2 separate regions of the Homo sapiens genome follow, and region 2 is linked to region 1. Evidence: chromatin loops called from intact Hi-C (ENCODE). Cell type or tissue: chondrocyte. All regions are shown on one strand. Each heading gives the region's core, and the rest is flanking DNA. Links, peaks and the distances in the headings are about the cores only.

The links. Peaks named below come from ENCODE experiments on the same cell type or tissue, not always from the same donor. Only the 100,000 strongest peaks of a DNase experiment are listed, where the experiment ranks them.
Region 2: a loop joins it to region 1, with 3 times the contacts of the local background. A loop is called at or near these places in 5 of 110 quality-filtered maps.

What each region holds. Positions count from the first base shown.
Region 1 is chr12:95,810,858-95,820,040 of GRCh38, forward strand. All of the region lies in intron 2 of SNRPF-DT (SNRPF divergent transcript), which reads right to left. All of the region lies in intron 1 of LINC02410 (long intergenic non-protein coding RNA 2410), which reads left to right. Among named protein-coding and RNA genes, the nearest start is that of LINC02410, 12 kb to the left of the region's middle. In chondrocyte, for the core only: CTCF peaks have their summits at 4,956 and 5,162; no DNase peak of the experiment used is centred there.
Region 2 is chr12:95,959,310-95,968,492 of GRCh38, forward strand. AMDHD1 (amidohydrolase domain containing 1) reads left to right here. Exons shown (of 9, transcript NM_152435.3): 5 at 1,089-1,314; 6 at 3,046-3,170; 7 at 6,377-6,470; 8 at 7,039-7,199; 9 at 8,447-9,183. The coding sequence ends at 8,534. Among named protein-coding and RNA genes, the nearest start is that of AMDHD1, 21 kb to the left of the region's middle. RefSeq lists an enhancer at 6,843-7,327. In chondrocyte, for the core only: a CTCF peak has its summit at 4,032 (motif pointing left); no DNase peak of the experiment used is centred there.

The sequences.
Region 1 (9,183 bases), core at 372-8,371:
AAAAAAGCAAAAAAAAAATCTCATAATGTTTTAAGAAAGTTTATGAATTTGTATCAGATTGTAAGCCTCTTGAGAACAATCTTGGGCTTTATTTATGTTTCCCAGCACATAAGTAAACATTTCCCAACAAAATGCATAAATGGTAGGGGATAAAGTAAATTGGGAATCAACTCTTTAGTGATAATTAAATGCAAGGAAAGTAGATTATATATTCAGCGTTTACCAAGCTTGGTAAATAAAGCACAAGATTGTTCTCAAGAGGCATACAATCTGATTTGGCATGTAATAATTTGCACATAAAGCAATGAGAAACTACTATAAGGCAATAAAACATGCTAGAGACTGGGAGACCCAGAAAAAGAAAAAAAAAGCTGGATGGCGACTATGATAAGGTTTGGATATGCTAAAAAGGGGCAAGAAAGACATTCTCCAAAGGAATACATGAAAGTTTAAAATTAATAAGGGGCTGGGCGTGATGGCTCACACCTGTAATCCTAGCACTTTGGGAGACAGAAGAGGGAGGATTGCTTAAGCTCAGGAGTTGGAGACCAGCCTGGGTGACATACTGAGACCTCGTCTCTACTAAAGATAACAAAAATTAGCCAGGCATGGTGGCACAAACCTATAGTTCCAGCTACTCAGGAGGCTGAAGTGGGAGGCTCACTCAAGCCCCGAGGCTACAGTAAACTATGATCATGCCATTACACTCCAGAAGGAGTGTAATATCTTTTCTGTTTGCTAAAATTATACTGCTTTGGATTCACCCATTTATTTCTATCATGTTTTCTAAGAAGGAGAAAAGGCTACAAGATATTGAGATGTTCACCTGTCAATGAAAAGGAGCTATAATTTGGCCCAGAAAGAAAGTCTATTGATCCAAGGAGCAGCTTAGACACAGAGCTGTTTTCAGTATTACCCAGGTCTCATGCTATCCACCACCAGCAGTCCTCACTGAACTTCCCCCCAAGCTGAATAATTCTAAACTTTAGAAAATGCTAACAATTTTTAAAGTGTCAAGAAATTATGGTAAAATGAACACTTACATTTGGTACATGATATGAACATATACAAACAAAATATTTTACTACAGAACCATAAATTGATGGAATGATCAAATAAGATTATAGAATCATGGCTATAGAAATAGAAATACAAGGTCAGGAGCAGTGGCTCATGTCTGTAATCCCAACACTTTGGGAGGCCGAGGTGGGCAAATCATGAGTTCAAGAGATCGAGACCATCCTGGCCAATAGTGAAACACCATCTCTACTAAAAATACAAAAATTAGCTGGGCGTGGTGGTGCATGCCTGTAGTCCCAGCTACTTGGGAGGCTGCGGCAGGAGAATTGCTTGAACCTGGGAGGCAGGGGTGGCAGTGAGGTGAGATCGCGCCACTGCACTCCAGCCTGGTGACAGAGTGAGACTCTGTCTCAAAAACAAACAAACAAACAAACAAACAAAAAGAAATACAAGTCTGTTGACTAAGCCTACCATGACTCATGTAGGATGATATCGTCTAGAGAAAAACATGGCCATTAAATCAAGTACTTGTGATAACAGTCAAATGATATCAAGTTCTAAAGTCAGAGAGAAATAGTTAAATCAATAACTGAAAATTTACAGATTTTATTGGATAAATGGTGAAGTATTTAGTTGTGAAAATATAAACTTTTCTCCAGAGTTAAAATGCCTGAGTACTGACCCTCCTTTGTTTGTAATTGACAATATCCCTAAGATATTTTCTTAAAGAAAATTATCAGTATCAACATTTTAACTCTGGAGAAAAATATATATATAATGATAATTTTCTTTAAGAAAACATCCTACGGTTTTTGTCAATTACAAACAAAGAAGGGTTAGCATTCAGGTTCTTTGCCTTAAGGAAACAGAACTCTGAATGTAGAGCTCTTTATGACTCCAATAAAGGGCATATATTTTTCTGTATCTCCTAGAAAGAGGTGTGGAAGTTTTTGGTGGTTGAAGAATTAGAATCCAAGTTAGATTCTGTTCTCTTAAAACAGGATCCATTTTCCGCATGTAATTTCACAATGGGTGCTATGACCAGCTAAGCCTATAAATGATCACTGCACCAAATCAGGACTCTAATATACTACTGTTTTACTTTATATGCCTAGTACATATAGCAAAGTTGCATAACAGAAGAAAAACAAACCCTGGTTTTACCATTCTCATGGCGTTAACATAATCTCCAGTGAGTAAAATGATACTTCTTAAAAATTGGCCCAATTTATCTATTGTAACTATAGCCTATAACGTACTTTCAGTAACAGGGTGATCATGATAAAGAAGAATGCTGACCAGGTGTGGTGGCCCACACCTGTAATCCCAACACTTTGGGGGACTGAGGCAGGAGGATTGCTTAAACCCAGGAGTTTGAGAACAGCCTTGGCAACGTAGCAAGACACCATCAATACAAAAAATTTTAAAAATTGGCTGAGCAGTTGGGCGTGGTGGCTCATGCCTGTAATCCCAGCACTTTTGGAGGCCAAGGCGGGTGGATCACCTGAGGTCAGGAGTTCGAGACCAGCCTGGCCAACATGGTGAAACCCCATCTCTACTAAAAATACAAAAATTAGCTGGGTGTGGTGGCGGCATCTGTAGTCCCAGCTATTCGGGAGGCTGAGGGAGGAGAATTGCTTGAACCCAGGAGGCGTAAGTTGCAGTGAGCCAAGATCATGCCACTGTACTCCAGCTTGGGCAACAGAGTGAGACTCTGTCTCAAAAAAAAAAAAAAAAAAATTAGCTGAGCATGGTGACACCTTCTTATAGTCCTTCCTACTTCAGAGCCTGAAGTAACAGGATCACTTGAGCCCAGGAGGTCAAGGCTGCAGTGAGCCACGATCACACCACTACCCTCTATTCTGGGCAACAGAATGAAACTCCGTTTCACTAAAAAAAAAAAAAAGAAGAAGAAGAAGAAGAAGAAGAAGAAGAAGAAGAAGAAGAAGAAGAACCCTCTTTGTCATTCAACACCTGTTTTTGAAAACTTGATATGTGGCTAACAGAACAGAGTGTCCCTGGAAAGAGGTCTTTTTTTCTTTTGAGACAGTCTGACTCTGTTGCCCAGGCTGGAGTACAGTGGTGCAATCATGGCTCACCGCAGCCTCAACCTCCCAGGCTCAAGCAATCCTCCCACCTCAGCCTCCCAAGTAGATGGGACCATAGGCAGTGCCACCACACCTGGCTAATTTTCTAAAACTTTTTTGTAGAGGCAGGGTCTCACTATGTTGCCCAGGCTGGTCTCAAACTTCTGGCCTCCAAAAGTGCTGGGATTACAGGTTTGAGCCATCGTGCCCAGCCTAAGAAGTCTTTTTAATAAGGAAAGACTCTAGAACAAAGAATATAAAGGAGTTTCAAGCTTATTTGATTTGGAGGGAAAGACTCTGCAGTTCAAGCTTATTTGATTTAGAGTATCTTTACATAATGTAGTGAAATTTCATTAATTTGTATTCATACAATGAACTAATTTCACCTAGTTTGGGCTATTCTGTAATATTTATGATGCAAGAAAGTCAGTAACAAAATTATAAACTAGTTCTTTCCGGTTAGAAGGTGTAAAATGAAAACAGTTGGACAATTATTCAGGCACTAGAAAACATTATGTGGAGCAACTCCTAGGATTTGGTTTGCTCCCCACGGAAAAACAAGCTTCCAAATAAATATTTCAGCAAACAAATCTATTACTTTTTTCTTTTCTTAATTATTCTTAGAAAAAATGTACATATAAACACTTTGACTGTTATCCATAAGTCAAATATTTCCAAAGTAGACACTGCCCACGTTTGGTTAATTACCTGAATTTACAGGGTTGGTTTCCATTCCATTCATTTGCGTAGTCACGTTGTTTAGTTCACATGATACGTGCCAGCCTCAGCTGAAATTCTAGTTATTGGCAGAGTTTAAGAAAGCTTGGGAAAGGAACCTGGGCAAGTGCTTTTATCCATTCTGGTCAAGGGGTCCTGATCTGGAGTCCATGCATGAGCTTTTAGGAGGTCTGCAAATCTGCAAAACCTGCATGTAACAATTGTATGTTTTCATAAAAAAATTTTTTGAGGCAGGGTCTCACTCTGTCACCCAGGCTGGGGTACAGTGGTGTGATCTCAGCTCACTGCAACCTCTACCTCTCAGGTTCAAGCGATTCTCCTGCCTTAGCCTCCCGAGTAGATGGGACTACAAGAACGTGCCATCAAGCCCAGCTAATTTTTGTATTTTTTTGGTAGCAACAAAGTTTCACTGTGTTGGCCTGTCTGGTCTCAAGCTCCTGTCCTCAAGTGATCCGCCAACCGTGGCCCCCAAAGTGCTGGGATTACAGGTGTGAGGCACTGCACCTGGCTGATTTTTATATGTTTAGATGAAAATTTCCAGAGAGTTCACGATTTTCATGATTATCAAAGGTCACTCTCCTTCTAAAAAGGTTCAATTATTGATTTAAGGAGTTCTTATTTGTCAGTCCTTATTGGAGATCCAATGCTCCAATGAACTGAGATACAATTTTGGGTTGAAAGATCTGAAATGGTGTCTTCTCTCCACTGACCACAAGCCGGGCTTTGAAATTAGAGTCGTAACCTTTCCCTTGCAAATCCCTGGAAGGTGTGCTTTCAACAGCTCGCTGCCGTTTGAAGGAAAAACTGTTCCAAATGTAATTATATACATATTGGGGATATTAAACATTTCTTCTGCGAAAGTTTCTTGTATCCTTTGTTTATTTGGTTAACAATACTTTTGCAACCCTATTATAAGCAGTATGTGCCAAGGATAAAAGGATAAACCCAAATACACGTGTCCTTTGTCTTTCTGGATGGATATATAGCAGAGAACATTTTCATTTTTCATAATTCTCTGTATCTACTGGAGAAAGAAAATGATAAAACATACCCAAGTTTATCTAATTTCAACCAGAAACTCTCAAATGAAATGCATGAAGTAAAGTGACATCTAGTGTTGGTTAAGTGGCAGTGAAATATGTGTCAGGACAAGGCATACTTTAACTTTCTTTGAACAGACTGTTAAACTTGGCTTTGTTAAGTTGCCAACTCCGGAAAGCATAGTTTTGCTTTTAAAAATATTTTAGAGTAATTCTGAAATAATCTGAATTTAAATGCTAATAACATTGTTTTTATTTTTTCAAAATAAAATGCTTAACGCCTACAGAAAAGTCTAGAGAATGAAATAACAGTTACGTATCTACCACCCAACTCTGTCAAATCTTAACGTTTTGCTTTACTTACATCAGATATTTTAAACATAAAATGTAATAGACACATTTGATGCCTTATTAACTATTTCTGATTTCATGTCCATCTTGTTCTCTTTAGAAGTAATCAATATTTGGTTTATTATCTCTGTGACTTTTTGTATTTTTATTACATATTTGTGTACACATAAAATTTATAATATTGCACATATTTTATAGCTGATATAAGGGATACCATATGGTACAAATATTTCTGCAACTTACTTTTTCTAGTTTAATATTATGCTTTGGAGATTTCGTGATATTGGTCATCTAACTTCAGTCATTTACTGTAACTGCTGTATGTTAGCATTCCATTGAATGAATTGTACAACAATTTATTTAATTTACAGCTGATGGACATTCAGAGTGTTTTCAGTCTCTTGCTCTTACAAACCATGCTACAGTGAACACTCTTATACGTGACCCATTGTGCACACATTTGCGAGTTTCTCTAGACTGCACAACGAGGAGGTATTGCACAAGTGTATACTTTCAAAACATCTCTAGCTATTGAGCATTTGCTCTCCAAGATGGTTGTACCAATTTACACCCTAGTAGAAGTGTAAGAAAACTTCTGTGGCTTCACATTCTCGCCAGCACTTGGTATTGCCAGGCTTTTTAATTTCTGACAATCTGCTTGATGTAAAATCTTATCTCATTGTGGTTTCAATTTGCATTTCTCTGACAAGTAGTAAAACTGAGTTACTTATTTATTTATTTATTCATTTATTTTGAGACAGTCTCGCTCTGTCGCCCAGGCTGGAATGCAGTGGCGCGATCTCGGCTCACTGCAAGCTCCGCCTCCCAGGCTCACGCCATTCTCCTGCCTCAGCCTCCCGAGTAGCTGGGACTACAGACGCCTGCCACCACGCCGAGCTAATTTTTTGTATTTTTAGTAGAGACGGGGTTTCACCGTGTTAGCCAGGATGGTCTCGATCTCCTGACCTTGTGATCCACCCGCCTCGGCCTCCCAAAGTGCTGGGATTACAGGTGTGAGCCACCGCACCCGGCCGAGCTTTTTAAAAATATGTTTTTACTACTGAAGTTTCTTCCGTGAATTGCCTATTCCTATTCTATGCCTACTGGATTGCTGGCATTTTCCTTTAAGTACTTGCTGATATAAGTACTTTGTAGGCTTGATATATTGCAAATATTGTTTCTCAGTTTATGGCTTGGCTGTTCACTGTGTTCATGGCATCTTTTCATTTTAAAGCAATCGACTTTGGCTGGGCGCGGTGGCTCATGCCTGTAATCCCAGCAATTTGGGAGGTCAAGGCAGGTGGATCACCCGAGGTCAGGAGTTTGAGACCAGCCTGGCCAACCTGGTGAAATCTGTCTCTACTAAAAATACAAAAATTAGCCAGGCGTGGTGGTGTGTGCCTGTAATCCCAGCTACCCAGGAGGCTGAGGCAGGAGGATCACTTGGAACCCAGGAGGCAGAGGCTGCAGTGAGCCGAGATTGTGCCACTGCACTCCAGCCTGGGCGACAGAGCAAGACTTTGTCTCAAAAAAATAAATAAATAAATAAACAAAAAATAATCAACTTTATGAATCTTTCCCTTTTTATTGCTTATTTTAAAATCTTTTTCCTTTTTTTTGAGGCGGTGTCTTGCTCTGTTGCCCAGGCTGGAGTGCAGTGGCACGATCTTGGCTCACTGTAACCTCTGCCTTTGGGGTTCAAGTGATTCTCCTACCTCAGCCTCCTAAGTAGCTGGGATTACAGGCGTCTATCACGATGCCCAGCTAATTTTTGTATTTTTAGTAGAGATGGTGTTTCACAATGTTGGCCAGGTTGGTCTCGAACTCCTGACCTCAAGTGATCTGCCTGCTTCGGCCTCCCAAAGTGCTGGGATTACAGGCTTGAGACACTGTGCCTGGCCTTAAAATCTTTATTAAGCTTTTCTCCTTTATTTTCTCTTAAAATGTTTAAAGTTTTTTTTTCCTTATTTAGGTTTCTAAATTATAAACTTTTCTGTATTGTGTGAGGTAGAAAATTCGATTCCTTTTGTATCATGGATAATGACTGTCCTAGCATTATTTATTGAAGAAACCATCCTTTCCTCATTGTTCATTTTAGCTCATCACCAAAGTCACTTATGAAATTAATTTGGGGCCAGGCACAGTGTTCACACCTGTAATTCCAATACTTTTGGAGGTCAAGGCAGGAGGATTGCTTGAGGCCAGGAGTTCGAGACTAGCCTCGAAAACAAAGTGAGACTCCCATCTCTACAAAAACTTTTCTAAAATTAGCCCAGCACAGTGATGTGTCTGCCATTGCATTATTTGGGAGGCTGAGGCAGGAGGATTGCTTGAGCCCAGGAGTTTTAGGCCGCAGTGAGCTTTGATGGCACCACTGCACTCAAGCCTGAGTGACAGATCTTTAAAAAAGAAAAAAATAATAACTTTGTAAGATTTGTCTTGCATAGCACTACCTGGCTCCTGAGGTTCCCTCAGTTAAGTCAGGTGTGTATACTGACTTCCACCTATGGGTTCATCCCTACTCACATGCTGAGCCTGTTTTGCTATCTGTTGTCTGAGAAATATTGGTCAGCATCAGGACCATTATTCCTAGTGTTTCCATACTCCATTCCTGCGTTCTGGCCATTTGTTTTTTCTTGGGGTCCAATCCTTGTTGTTTGCGCTCCTATTCTAGGTTCTGAGCTAGGATGGCCAACCATCCTGGTTTTCCCAGGACCAAACTACCTGGTTTCCCCAAATGCAAGACTTTATGTGCTAAAACTGTGACCATCCCTGGCAAACTTGGCCTGGATGGTTGGTCACTTTAGATGTATCCTGTGGTTTTTGCTTCCTCTTGTGTTGACCTCTTGACTGTCTAGTTTGGTGTTTTCTCTGTGCTCACAAATCATATTTACCTTGAACTTGTATTCGTTGAGTGCCTATGATGTCAGAGGCTGTATGAAGCATTTTCATATGTGGTATCTCATTCAACCGTTAGACAGCTCTGCATGATTTCCTTTTACAGATGAGGAGGATTTTATGTAGTTAGCCAGGATCACAAAATTAGTGACACAAAAGAATGAAACCCAAGCCTCCTGACTACACATTTTTTATTTCCACCAAACTTGTCATCTTTCCGGCCCGAGTTGCATACTTGGGGCCTCCACTCTGTACTAACTGAACTTCAGGGTGAACTCCATTATGCCTTGCCTAGCCTCTTGCTGTCCTTCATACATCTTTTTTTTTTTTTTTTTTTTTGAGACAAGGTCTGGTTCTATCTATCGCCCAGGCTGGAGTGCAATGGCACAATCTCAACTCACTGCAACCTCTGTCCCTCTCTATCCACCAGGCTCAAACTATCCTCCCACCTCAACCACCCAAGTTGCTGGAACTACAGGCACAAGCCACAATGCCCAGCTAATTTTTGTATTTTTTGTAGAGATGGGGTTTGCCATATTGCCCAGGCTGGTCTCAAACTCCTAGGCTCAAGTGATCCACCCCTCAGCCTCCCAAAGTGCTGAGATTTATAGGCGTGAGCCACCACACCCAGCCTATCCTTCACACATCTTTAACCTAATATGATAGTACTTGAAGTCAACATCTTCTATTGCAAAGCACAAATGACAAGCCCATTTGTTATGCAATGGTATAAATATCTCAAATGTTTCATTAGGATAAGCACTAAGAAGAAAGATAAACGTGAATATAATAGCATGGCACATCACACTGCCACATCAGATTGCATCCCTCCAGTTAATATGTCATGGCATAGGATGCGGAATCTTTGCATTTTAATGTATTCATTTCATCAATATTTCCTTTTTGGTAGTTTATTTAAGAAATCCTTCATTAAGTTATTCTCCTTCAATTTCTCCAAATACCTAATTTAATTAATTTGTAGATTATGAATACAAAATATTATTTGTAGAATATTAGTTTCCCAAATATTAACAGAAATTAGGTGTGTA
Region 2 (9,183 bases), core at 491-8,490, 150 kb after region 1:
TGGCCACCATGTGGTAGAGCTCTGTGTCTACCAGACTCTAAAAGCCCAGGCTTTTCTAACATATAACTACTGCAGAACTTTATTTTATCTACTCTTCTTATTGTTAATTTTTTTTTAGAGACAGGGTCTTGCTCTGCTGCCCATGCTGGAGTGCAGTGGTGCAATCATAGCTCACTGCAGCCTCAAACTCCTGGGCTCAAGCAATCCTTTTGCCTCAGCCTCCCCAGTTGCTGGGATTATAGGCATGAGGTACCATGCCCAACTCCACCAGAATTTTAGAGAGAATTTCACAGCCTCCTACTATCCTCCTCCCCCATACCCCCAGATAGTGAGACAGAAAGCTAAGGCAGGTGCTTCAGGAAACATTGTGGAGGAAGAAAAAGGCAGGGTGATAGCTGGACTCAGGTAAGGGGACCACAGGTGGGTCATCAGGGGGAGTATCCAGGATGCCCTCTGAGTGTCCTTGACAGGAAGATTATGCTTTTTTTTTTTTTTTTTTTTTTTGAGGCGGAGTCTTGCTCTGTCGCCCAGGCTGGAGTGCAGTGGTGCGATCTCGGCTCACTGCAACCTCCGCCTCCCTGGCTCAAGCAATTCTCTTGCCTCAGCCTCCTGAGTAACTGGGATTACAGATGCATGCCACCATGCCCCGATACTTTTAGTAGAGACGGGGTTTTGCCATTTTGGCCAGGCTGGTCTCAAACTCCTGACCTCAAGTGATCTGCCCATCTCGGCCTCCCAAAGTGCTGGGATTACAGGCATGAGTCACTGTGCCTGGCCAAATTAAGCTTTTCAGCCAGGTAGCCTTGCTGGCATCCCCAAAGGTAACACAGGTATGCCAGAATGGATAAACCATTTGAGTCTCTGTGCATAGGGTCAGTGCATACAGAAGTCTTGTCAATACCTCCACTATGTAGACATGGCCCAATAGTTAAGAGCCCATAGTTGTAGCTTTGAGTCTTTCTCTACCTTTCTGAGGCTTGAAGTCATTTACCTCTACTGCTCCTCAGGTTCTTCAAGTGCCAGATTACCCTGTCTTTTTGTGTTTTGTTTTTAATATTTGCCCATGGCAATCTCATTTTCTTCCCCAGAGGAAAAACTGCTACTGAAGCTGCTGATGACATCATCAATAACCACCTCCCAAAGCTGAAGGAACTTGGCAGAAATGGGGAAATACACGTGGACAATATAGACGTATTTTGTGAGAAAGGTGTCTTTGATCTCGATTCCACCAGAAGGATTCTTCAACGTGGAAAAGATATAGGGTTACAGATTAACTTCCATGGGGATGAACTCCACCCGATGAAGGCTGCTGAGGTGTGGTTGACTTTTAGTTTTTCCCTCGTCAACATTCATTCTTGCACATTCATGCTATGGGAAACTTAATTAGTTTCTTCAAAGCCCTCTGAAAAGATATTGAATGGGGAAATTTGTTTGAACAATGTACAGATTGGTCTGGTTGAGACTTGAAAACCCTGACCTCTATTAAAAACTTACTTTTTTGCTGATGATTTACTTTCATTATCATCCACTGGTGATATTAGTATTAATAGCAAAAGAATTGGCTGGGCGCGGTAGCTCACACCTGTAATCCCAGCACTTTGGGAGGCCGAGGTGGGTTGATCACGAGGTCAGGAGTTTGAGACCAGCCTGGCTAACACGGTGAAACCCCATATCTACTAAAAATATAAAAAATTAGCGTGGTGGCACGCGCCTGTAATCCCAGCTACTCGGGAGGCTGAGGCAGGAGAATTGCTTGAACTGGGAGGCACAGGTTGCAGTGAGCCGAGATCATGCCACTGCACTCCAGCCTGGGGGACAGAGCAAGACTCCATCTCAAAAAAAAAAAGGAAAGAAAAGAAAAAGAATTACCTCAGTGATCTCTTTTACTAAATTTCTAAAGTATTTTGCTTGGCACACAAAGCCACACTAGCACAGTATATTAATTTCACTTGTACCTTTTCAGATCTTTCTGTGGCAGCATCCAAATCATTTTAGTGGAGCACACCAAAAATAGCCACAAGATGATTTTCAAATCCATATATCTTTGCTCAAATTAATTCACTTATTCATCCTTTCAACAAATATTTGAATGAATACTGTGTGCCAGGCACTGTTTTAGGCATTGAGAAATCAGCAGTAAGACAAAGTCCCTACAATCATGAGTCTAGGCTTCTCTCCTCTAAAGCCTGAGACCTAAATAAACAAGCCCTTGGGGCATAAATACAGACATAGATACCCCACCTGCATGCCTCTTAACTGGCTTATATCCAGCTTGATCTCTTCGTATTTCTTCCAAGTCTTGTCCCATTTTCTGCTTCAGTAAATGACGCCATCACCTGTCTGTCGCTTAAGTCAAAATCTTGGATATCATTTTGACTGCTGCCTCTCCCTCACCTACCGCATTTCATGCAAACACCAATTCCTCCCAATTCTCCCAAATAGCTCTAGATCCCCTTATCTCACCTCTGATCCATAAGATTCATAAAGTTTTCTGTTTCAGAAAATGTCTGAAGGATTTGTGTTTAAGAATAGTTTTTGAAGTAGCCCACTAGCTAATTTTCAAATGAGTGCCCATTACAAACCCTTTACCCATTTGGGGGATTGGGCTTACAACGGTTGGTTGGCAAGAAATCTTAATAATAAAACGCTGTTTCTCTTTATGGGAAAAACAATTTAGGCCATGCTCGGTGGCTCACGCCTGTAATCCTAGCACTTTTGGAGTCCGAGGCAGGCGGATCACGAGGTCAAGAGATCCAGACTATCCTGGCCAACATGGTGAAACCCCATCTCTACTAAAAATACAAAAGTTAGCTGGGCATGGTGGCACACGCCTGTGGCCCTAGCTGCTCGGGAGGCTGAGGTGGGAGAATTGCTTGAACCCAGGAGGCGGAGGTTGCAGTGAGCTGAGATTGCACTACTGCACCCAGCCTGGCTACAGAGCAAGACTCCGTCTCAAAAATAAAACAAACAAAGCAATTTAATGGAACTTCATGGATTCGTTGTTGCTATTTGTTAAATCTTTCCCTCTCTGCCCATTCTCCTTAGCTTGGGGCTGAACTGGGAGCGCAGGCAATCAGCCACCTGGAAGAAGTGAGTGATGAAGGCATCGTTGCCATGGCAACGGCCAGGTGCTCTGCCATCCTTCTGCCCACCACAGCCTACATGCTGAGGTAAGGTCGTTTCTCACCCCAGACCAAGAGCTGCAAGTACAAGCTGTGAAGACACAGACGTCCAAAGTGCCCAGACATTATTTCATTGCCCTTACAAATCCCTTAAAAATGCAGATGAAGAAAACTCAGCTAATGAAGATGCCAACCCTGGACTGATGTTCGTAAACGAATTTCTCTGAGGAAGGAACTTAGACCCAGATTGCCTTTGAGTGGCAGGATTATTGAGGAAGATGGTGCTTTCTTTTTCTTTTTCTTTTTTTTCATGGATTTTGGAATTTTTCAATTAAAAAGAATTACTATGCATTACTTTTATAATTAGTAAATAATGAAATAGGTGCTATACTTTTAAATATATGCATAAGATGTTAAAGATATTTAGCAGTATTCAGAATCTGCATGAGCTGTTTTCTAAAGGGATGTTAGTGGGTACCATAATTGCCATAAATCTTTATAAATCCTGGGGGTGGGAGGAAAGAGGAGACATATATTTTATAAAATCTCCCCAGATATTTTGCTGTATGCTGTCTATGAATTGAATATACTTAGTTCGTCTGTTATTACTGTTGCTCTGATTCTAACCAATATGAGATCTGAGGTCTTCTGACACTTCCCATTGTACCACTTACTTATATGATATCCAAGATTGTGGTCTGGGAGGCCAGCAGTCAAGAGGAAGTTTATCTTCTCTTAGGACTAGGTGCTTTCTGTGTAGCTAGGACATGTGGTCTTTTTCATGGGGAGTGATTCTGCAGTTAAGACAGTGGTTCTCAACCCCAGGGTAATTTTGTCCCTCAGGGGACATTTGGCAATGTCTCGAGACATTTCTAGTTGTCACAACTAGGGGATGCTACTGGCATCTAGTGGGTAGAGGCCAGGGTTGCTGCTAAACAGTCCTCATTGCACAGAACAGCTCCCAAAACAAAGAATTATCCAGCCCAAGACATGAATTGTACTGAGGTTAGGTAAGACCAGGCTCCAAGTAACTTTTAGAAGGGCGAAGAAAGGAATACTTCAGTGCTTTTCTCAAATCTACTATGATTTTATATGCACATGTATGATATTATACATTTTTATTATTATTACTATTCTCTTAAAGAGTAAACACAATGTAGACTATAATCAGGAAATATCAATAACGGTTCTTGGTATGACCAACGTCTTATACATTTCAAGTGTCATCAGTCTAAGTCATCAATCAATATTTGTCTCCACCACCCAAGAAATAAGTTTTTTGTTTTTTATTTTTTTGGAAAGAAAAGGCTTTCTTCGGCTGGGCACAGTGGCTCACGCCTGTAATCCCAGTACTTTTGGGAAGCCGAGGTGGGCAGATCACTTGAGGCCAAGAGTTCAAGACCAGACTGGCCAACATGGTTGAACTCCGTCTCTATTAAAATACAAATTTAGCTGGGCATGGTGGCGCGCGCCTGTAGTCCCAACTACTCGGGAGGCTGAGGCAGGAGAATCCCTTGAACCCAGGAGGGAGAGGTTGCAGGGAGCCAAGATCATACCTCTGCACTTCAGCCTGGGCAACAGAGTGAGTGAGATTCCATCTTAAAAAAAAAAAAAAAAAAGGCCTTTCTTTAACTAGTCTTGAATCTCTTGACATGGAGCAAAAGCCTAAGACTTTGTGGTACTGGAGGGCAATTCAGCATTAAAAGTCTGAACTTTGTTCCTATACCAGCGGAGGCTGTCATCTGCCATTGCCACAGACAGGTTTAGCCTCCTATTAGGACCACAGGGGCAGTCGAAGTGAAGGCCACACTCTGCTTTCTGGCTTCTCGTTTCTATATTTTTCTGATCTCTGCATCAGGAGAGACCAGCAGGGCCCCCTGCTCTCCCCTGAACCCTCTCTTGACTCTCATTTCCAGAATAACCATTGCCTTATGCTACTTAAGGGCTTGCTTTAATCATGTATTTTATGTAAATTTGCATGTAATATTTAAATGTATTCAGGAAATATTCACCTTGGTTTTTATGGAGTGCCCTAATACTTTTACAGCCTCACTTTTTCCTCTTTTACCCCTAAGTATTTATGGAAGGGGGGGAGGGCCATTCAAATGACTTGCAGGGACATTTGAAGCTGTACCCTTTCCTCACTCTCTGTCTCTGCTTCACTCACCTCCTCTCATACGTTGTTGAAAAACATTTTAAGTGGTCCTACAAATGATCGATCATAGACTGGGAGTGACTCTAGGATGAGAATTATCTCTGCTGGACTCTTTCTCTATTGCAGCTGTTATTCCCAAATTAAATCTGTCCTCATTGCTTTAACGAGCTTTTAGGCTTTGTTTATTTTTGATGTAACACTTTTGAGATATGTCTTAAAGAATAAAGAATATTTCACCAGGGAGGTCAAGGGGATGCCTAATCCAGGAAGAAGTATAAACATTTTACACACTAAATTCTTGGGCCTTCAAGATTTTAAAGGACCTACAGAGATGTTTGAGGCAAAAAAAAAAAAAAAAAAAAAAAGAGGGCAAAGGGAGAGATGTGAATAGGAAATTGCAAAATGGAAACTAATAAAAATAGCATATTGTGGCTGGGCACAGTGGCTCATGCCTGTAATCCCAGCACTTTGGGAGGCCAAGGTGGGTGGATCACCTGAGGTCAGGAGTTTGAGACCAGCCTGGCCACCATGGTGAAACCCCATCTCTACTAAAAATATAAAAATTACCTGGGCGTGGTGGTGGGTGCCTGTAGTCCCAACTACTCGGGAGGCTGAGGCAGGAGAATCGCTTGAACCCAGAAGGTAGAAGTTGGAGTGAGCCGAGATCGTGCCACTGCACTCCAGCCTGGGCAAGAGACAGAGATTCCATCTCAAAAAAAAAAAAAAAAAAAAAAGCATAGTGTAACCTCATTTATTATTTAATTTGGGAGTCACCAAAAAGCTTATTAAATTCCAAAACCATTTGTAAGTTATATTTTCCTCCCTTTGCAAGAATGCCTTAATATGTAAAAAGATGGATGAGATAAACAATCATTAATTAAATGTTAGTCATATCTAAGTAACTGCAAAAGCAGAATGATAAAAATCAGGAGTCCTTGGATTATATATGTAACTCTACCACTAATCATTTAATCTTGAGTTTCTGCTTCTTCTTCCAGAATATGAAGGCGTTGACTGTCTCAAGTTCTCTTCTGTTCTGAACAGCTATTCTACAAAAGCTCCCATTCTAGAGACTGACATATTTTTTTCCTCCCCTTAGACTGAAACAACCTCGAGCCAGGAAGATGTTAGATGAAGGAGTAATAGTTGCTCTGGGAAGTGATTTCAACCCCAATGCATATTGCTTTTCAATGGTAATTATTTTTTTCATGTACCTTTCTGAGCAGAGTATCTACCAAGCATATAAATAATTTAAAAATATTTCACTAGCTTTTAAAACAGTATAAAAAATCTAAAAATATTTTTCTGTGAAACAAGAAAAAAAGGGGTAGACAGCAGTGTAATTGGATTTTTCTGTCCCACATAAATGCCTGCAGGCATAGAGAGAGGAGAGAAGCTTCTACATGCATTATTTTCTGATTCAGCTTTGAGTATTGTAGTTTTACAGTAACCCATTTCCTTTCTCCAGAGAATAGCATAAACTCCAAGAGGTCTTAGTAAGTATGGAAGTGAACTTCATTGTGTGCAGTAAGTGGTCTTGAAAAGTTGTCAATAAATATTAAATACGCAATCCCTATAATAAAGTAATCTTTTCCAAAGTCTAAGAATCTTTATGTATAAACTTAGATTTTTCCCATTGCAACTGAGCCAATTCCTCCTATACCTTTAACTGCCTCTATTTGTTGTGCTGTGTTGAGAAATGTTTTAAATTGCAGTTGCCATATGTCACTTTCCTCCAACACTTTTCTCTTCCTGCCTTAGCCAATGGTCATGCATCTGGCCTGTGTAAACATGAGAATGTCCATGCCTGAGGCCTTGGCCGCTGCCACCATCAATGCAGCTTATGCACTGGGAAAGTCTCACACACACGGATCGTTGGAAGTTGGCAAACAGGGAGATCTCATTATCATCAATTCATCCCGGTGAGTGTGCTTCAACTTAGCTCTTTTATATTATGCCCACTGAAGTATGCAGATGAGGCCTAAATCCCTTTTCCACTAATTATTAGTGTCAGACTCTGTCTGGACTCAGACACTATCCAGTCCCCTCTATCTTGATCCCTTTCCAAAGAGCAAATCTACTGACAGACCCTAAACAACAGGGTAGACCAAGTTTTCAAGATCTCTTCATCTGTCTGGTATTTTTCGTAGATTTCCAGATTTCTGCTCTGTTTACCTGGACTTTGGCCGGGTTGTGCCCTCTGGCATGTGTTTGTGTTTTTCTGCTCGGCTTCTGATTTTCAACTTGCTCCCAACTCTGGCTTCTCACTTTGGTTCTGATTCATTCCCTCTCTGATTTCTCATGCCGACTGGCTCCCAAAAGCTTAAACTTAGTTTTCTTGTTCCTGGTGACTTATCACTCACCCACCCATAGTCTGTTGCCACCTGGGCCTCCAGTGTAATATTAGTCTGTTATCACACTGCTAATAAAGACATACCGAGACTGGGTAATTTATAAAGGAAAGAGGTTTAATCGACTCACAGTTCTACATGGCTGGGGAGGCCTCACAATCATGGCGGAAAGCAAAGGAGGAGCAATGTCATGTCTTAAATGGCAGCAGTCAAGAGAGCGTGTGCAGGGGAACTCCCATTCATAAAAACATCAAATCTTGTGAGATTTATTCACTATCATGAGAACAGCATGGGAAAGACCCACTCCCATGATTCAATTACCTCCCACTGGGTCCCTCCCACAATGTGGGAATTATGGAAGCTACAATTCAAAATGAGATTTGGGTGGGCACATAGCAGCAAACCATATCAGGGTTTTACTGTTCTAGACCTACAAGTTGTAAATCCTATGGCTACTTGACTCTTACGAGCCCATTGCAGCCCTTGGACCTCAAGTCCTCCAGAGACACCTGCTTTAAAATTCTCTCCATGATCAGAAACCACTCCCTGTATTGGATATAATGCTGATGGTGACATTTATGTATCATTTAATGAAGCAAATATTTTAAGATCAAGTACTTAAATGATATTATTAAACAATGTTTGATTTACCATAGACCAGTTAGTTATATACGGTTTTTTAGAAAGCCCAAATACCATTGACTGGGTGTAAATAAATGTGTAGGGAATGCATTTTAAAATTAGCATTTATTGATAAAGTAATAATTTTTACTTGCACACATTGAAGTAATATTTGTTGTTTTTTTTTTTTTTTCTAGATGGGAGCATTTGATTTACCAGTTCGGAGGCCATCATGAATTAATTGAATATGTTATAGCTAAAGGAAAACTCATCTATAAAACATGATAGATTTGAAAAGAGAAGACTTTTTGACTATATGAAATAAGTCAATATAGTTATATTAAAAGTTAAAACACCTTAATATTTACAAGAATTATATCACTTAAACCTAAATGTACTTCAATGTCTTTTTAAGTCACTCAAAAAACCCAAGGGATAGATTTATTTTCATTTAACACATGCATTTGACATATAAACAGGTAAACCTATTGTGATTAAAATCACAAAACATCCAATTAGTTCACAAATATTGGTTACAAATATTCTGTAGATTAATATGGTGGGGTATCACAAAAATGCCTTTGTGGGGAAAAGTAGGCTTGGCTTAAAATTTCCATTTTGTGTCTGTATTTCACATCTCAGTTTTTAAACTATATTTAGTGAACATTGAGGGATCGAAAGAAATCTAAGTGATACGCCCCAATGAAGCTAAAATATAGCCTTCTGTTAAGCAAATAGTATTTCCTTTCCCCAAGTAGTTCATTTTCTAGATGCTTGTCAAATGAATTAATGTCCTCTGATGAAGAGTGTCCTTCCGTTTCTAAGGTCTTCTCAATCTCAGCAATAGAGCTTCCCAGCAGCGTTCAAGACACATCATTTATACACAGGCACAGGGGCCTTCCTGAAATGGGTGCATTTTTACCAACTACAATCA